Regions from separate parts of the Homo sapiens genome. Here region 2 is linked to region 1. Evidence: read pairs that join two places in POLR2A ChIA-PET (ENCODE). Cell type or tissue: PC-9. All regions are shown on one strand.

Region 1 (2,500 bases):
ACTAGACCCTGTTGTTAAATGATTGGTTTGGTTGTGTAGAAGAAATGCTGTTTTTTCCCCCTCTCAACCTAATCTGTGTTTTGTTGTTGTTGTTGTTGTTGTTTTGGTTTGTTTGTTTTTGGCTCATGTTGAAGGGAAAGTGGTGGCAATATAATTTTAAAACATTTATTTTCTCATATACCAATATATGAAATTGATACATTTTGTGAGTGTGTGTGTGTATAAATGCCTCATGGACTCCTTTTTATGAATGGCTTTCAGATTGTGTTTAAGAAATCCTGAGCTTTAGCAGAGTTCCCTTTGACTGGAACTGCTTGGGTTTTTATTTTGGTCTTCCACATGAGATATTGGGAGATGGGGAATGGGAAGTTCCACTGCTTTGTGAGTCAGCTTTTTACCTTTATTTTAATATTTCTTTCCTTTCTTCAGGGATATTTTGAATATTTGTAAATGGGACAAAAACACAGACTGGAAAGAAAATCTAGAGGGAGAAAGTCCAATTTTAGGATTAGTATTCTTGTTTGTGTAAAATGAGATAGAGATCCGGTTTTATTCTCCTGGGTGAAGGTCCACACTTTAAAGATTTTACTGTCATTCCACCTCCCCTCCTTGGCTATGTCAGGCATGTTTCTGGCAAGGTGTGAACTGTGTGAGAAATGACAACTGCTTATTTAGTTATCAAGAGAAGGCATGGAGCCACTTTTCAGTTCTTGGACAGAACATACAATACTCACTGTCCTTAATTCTTATATTTAATTAATCCTTATTTTAACTTCTTAGCCACTCAGTATTCATTTAAAATTAGATTTTAACTTACCTAATTTTATTTGTACAGCATGTGTCAGTGATCAAGATATTTATTCTTGTCTGTGTATTTTTAGAATTCTAGAATTTTGCTTAAAGACCAAGTTCTAGAATTCTGTTCCAGTTTGTGAAAAATCTTCTTTTTTTTTTTTGAGATGGAGTCTTGCTCTGTCACCCCGGGTGGAGTACAGTGGCGCGATCTCCACTCACTGCAACCTCCGCCTCCTGGGCTCAAGCGATTCTCCTGCCTCAGCCTCTCAAGTAGCTGGGATGACAGGCGCCCAACACCTGGCTAATTTTTGTGTTTTTAGTAGGGACAGGGTTTCACCATGTTGGCTGCCTGGTTTCAAACTCCTGAACTCAAGTGATCCTCCCACCCTGGCCTCCCAAAGGCCTGGAATTACAGGTGTGATTCACCACGCTCAGCCCCAGTTTGTGTAATTCTAAGAATGAGATTTTGATGTGGTGTTTGTTCAGCAAGTTTTCCTGACCTTTTTCAGTTGACTCGGGAAACTTGTTGAGACAAAGGCTAGGATTCAATATCCACATATCAAACAAATATAATACACATAGCCTAGGTTTAATAAAGGAATTCATTTCTTACTTGCATATATTTGAATGAAACTCTTGTCTGCATAAATTACATCAAAAAAAGATGCATAATCAGAATTCTTTTGGTCTAGCCTGTTCCTATCCTGACGCTTTAGGAAGTGGTAGGGGAAGAAGTCCTAGTTTGCTATAAATTAATAAGAAAACAGATTATAGATTTTTGTTGATAGTAACCTCTCTAGCCTTCCATGCTGTCCCTGTGGGGAACTCATTCAGCTACTTTTAATGTTACTTGCTCATTTGTTGTGCTTTATTTATGCTTCTAAGTTTATTCCAGTATTGCAGTTGATCTATAAGGTGGGCAGAGTGTTGTTTTACCAAGGAACTGAGTGTCAGTGGTTAGGTTAGAATAGCAATTCTCAAATTCTGGTCCTAGACTCCTTTACACTCTTAAATTCCTAAGGAACACAAAAGGCTTCTGTGTATGTAGGTTATATCTACCAGTTACAGGTATTACAAACTAAAACTGAAAAGTTCTTCAAATATTTAATTTAAAAATAAAAATAAACTTACACTATGATACATAACATTATTAAATAACCATATTTTCAAAAATAGAAGAGCTAAGCGTTTTTGCAAACATCTTCACTATTATATGACTTAATAGAAGATAGATCCTCACATTTGCTTATGCATTTGATCTGCAGCATCATCACACATCATTTAGCTTCTGAAAAACTCCCCTGTACAGTTGTGAGAAAATGAGAATGAAAAAGGCTAGTATCCTCTTAGTATTATTTTGAAAATAGTTTTGACCCCCTAAAATAGTTTAGATTCCCTAAAGAGACCTTGGGAATGAATTTGAGGACTGCTGGCCTAGGGATTTCTAAACTAGATTTAGGCATTTGTGAGACATTTCTCAAGCTGTTTGACCATCGTTCATGTATGTCTTACAGGTGCTGAGAATGCTTGAGAATCACTTAAAGGCAACTGAAGACATCTGTGGGCATGTTAATGTTCTTGATATTTTAACAATTTGAGATTTTTCCTTTTTTTTTTTAAATGTAATACTTGCCAAGGTAAATATCAGTTGAGATTGATTTCAATTGGGAGTCCATTAAGTTTATAGATTATTTGTGACACTTGA
Region 2 (2,500 bases), 620 kb before region 1:
ACACTGAGAGGGCCTGAGTCCTATGTGCTGGTATTAACGAGCATCTCACAATTCCAAAGGATGAATACTCTACTCCCCTTCAGAACTTGTAGCTGCACACGCAGGTCCCTGGACCTGATATGCCCAGTGTTCCCCACTCTGCCTGGCTTGGCCTTCACATTCATCCTTCATATTCTACCTCCTGTGTAAAGCACCTGAAGAATTAGTAGCCTCTGCTTCTGCTTTTCTGAGCAACAGACCAATAGCTAGGAGCATAAGCTCTTGAATGAGGCTGCCTGAATTCAAACTTTAACTCCACTACTTAACATATGACCTTGGTAAGTTTCTCAGTCACTCTGCCTTGGTTTCTCCATTTACAGAAAGGGGATAATATCTCCAATTGTTGTTATGAGGATTAAAATACATATAATACACTTACAGGCAAGCACTGTTATTGTTTCTATCTAACTCTATCTGATGGTAAATTTGTTTACATGCATCTTTCCCTGACCAGTCCCTGAGCTGCTCAAAGGCATAAAATTACTTATTGCTTTTCTTATTAATAGCATATAATATAGGGCTAGGTGCAAGATAGGTACATGTAAGGGACCCATGAATGAATGAAAAAACAACAAAAAAAAACCATTAGTTTAGCAACATCAAAGCTTATAGAAACCACACTTTCAAAATAAAAATCAGAGCACGTGGTTTATGGGTATATTAGAATTGAGTCTCTCAAATCAGGACTTCTCTGGAAAACCCAGGCTGTCTGACTGCCAGAACTATCTAGAAAGAATCCAAATGCCCAACAGTTTGAGTGGCTACAGAAACGATAACATTTAACACAGAAGATTTTATGTAACCATAACCAGAAACCTGTGTTGATACCTGGAAGAGTCTGGAAAAAACACCAAGTAGAAAATCAGAGCAGAAGTTTGCAAAGAAGAATTATGGAGCTATTCAGAGAATGATGATCAAAGTTAACAGACTGTATGTGTGCATCTAACACTGCGTGGAGAAAGAATCTTTATTTTTTTAATTAATTTTCATTCTAAAGACAGCTTAATAATTATGCTTATTATAAGGCCTTTACATAAGAAACAAGGAAAATTAAATGGAGATTCCAAGACTTGCCATCTTTCAAATAAGGCACAGTGAGAAGGGTCAAGTTTCTCCACTACTATAATTCTCTGAATAGGTAAGTTTCCTACAAAAAAAAAAAACCCATATACTTTTCTGCTCATCAACCCTCTTATTTCATAAACAGACTTTTAATAGCCAGTCATTTGTTTTGTTCATGTCAGGGACAATCAATAGTTTGATTAACTATTCAAACTACTTCTTGATTGGCCGGGCATGATGGCCTGCGCCTGTAGTCCCAGCTACTCCTGTGGCTGAGGCACAAGAATTGCCTGAATCCAGGAGGCAGAGGTTGCAGTGAGCCGAGGTCTTGCCACTGCACTCTAGCCTAGGCAACAGAGTGAAACTCTGTCTCAAAAACAAACAAAAACAAAGCACCTCCTGATTAAGCCTTCTCATTTAGTACAATAAAAACATGAATTCTAAAATGTACATATTTGTATATAAAGCAAAAAGGACCTTAGCAAGTTTTTCATTCATTTTCCCCCAAGAGTTCCCCCAAAATTAGAGCCCAACTCAGAGAAAGACAAAGAAGGGGAAAAGACTCTACTTGCTCAAAGCACAGAGCATGTTTTCACTTATATCAGATTTTTAACATATACATGCACATACAGATATATACATATGCAATATGTATATATAGACATGGATGTAAACACACATCAGAAAAAAATAAGGTTACAAAGCAATCTTTTCAGTTGTCTTCATGAGTCAATAAAACAACATCAGCAACAGCAGCTTCAAATAGCCCAGGTGATGACAGATATTCTAACAAACCAAATATGCAACCACCTCAACATTTCCATCTTTCTTCTCATCATCAACATTCCTTAGATTAATCAAAGGAAAGGAGACAAGTAAGAAGTATGGGTAGGAATTTACTTCAAGTAGTTTCTCTTAAAAAAAAAAAAAAGCAAATAAATCCATTATCCTAAAATTATATAAACACGGTTCAACAGTCTAAACATAATTAATTTTTAAAAAATGTTTTAATATTCCAATCAGAATTTCTACTTATCCCTTCTTAAATACTTTTGCCTAAGGAGTAATCTGTCAATGCATGCAGTTTAAATCATTAACTACATAGCACCCAATCATTAGCATAATTAGCATGTAAATCTCACGAAGGCACTAATTGTGTCCTTTTAAGTGTTTTATGCAACACTCGGTACAAGGAAGCTTATTAAACACTTAATTATGTTTAGTAAAAAGAACAAAATGCCAAAACGAAAGTCTTTATTATTCAACTTGGCTGTCTTTTAGAATATAAAACACTGATCAGTATCTGTTTCTCCAAGTACAATTATAAGAAACTGAAAACAAAACAAGCCCCACTGGAATTAGAAATTCTGTGTCCTCTGTCCAAGAATACTGTTTCATT

What was found. ChIA-PET counts read pairs that join two places held together with the same protein. Peaks named below come from ENCODE experiments on the same cell type or tissue, not always from the same donor. Only the 100,000 strongest peaks of a DNase experiment are listed, where the experiment ranks them.
Region 2: POLR2A ChIA-PET joins it to region 1 with 14 read pairs; 2 of 35 experiments call an interaction of 5 or more read pairs at or near these places.

What each region holds. Positions count from the first base shown.
Region 1 is chr2:99,339,832-99,342,331 of GRCh38, forward strand. All of the region lies in intron 1 of EIF5B (eukaryotic translation initiation factor 5B), which reads left to right. Among named protein-coding and RNA genes, the nearest start is that of EIF5B, 3.7 kb to the left of the region's middle. In PC-9, no CTCF peak of the experiment used is centred here; no DNase peak of the experiment used is centred here; H3K27ac peaks cover 547 bases.
Region 2 is chr2:98,723,601-98,726,100 of GRCh38, forward strand. All of the region lies in intron 2 of MGAT4A (alpha-1,3-mannosyl-glycoprotein 4-beta-N-acetylglucosaminyltransferase A), which reads right to left. Among named protein-coding and RNA genes, the nearest start is that of MGAT4A, 6.3 kb to the right of the region's middle. In PC-9, no CTCF peak of the experiment used is centred here; no DNase peak of the experiment used is centred here.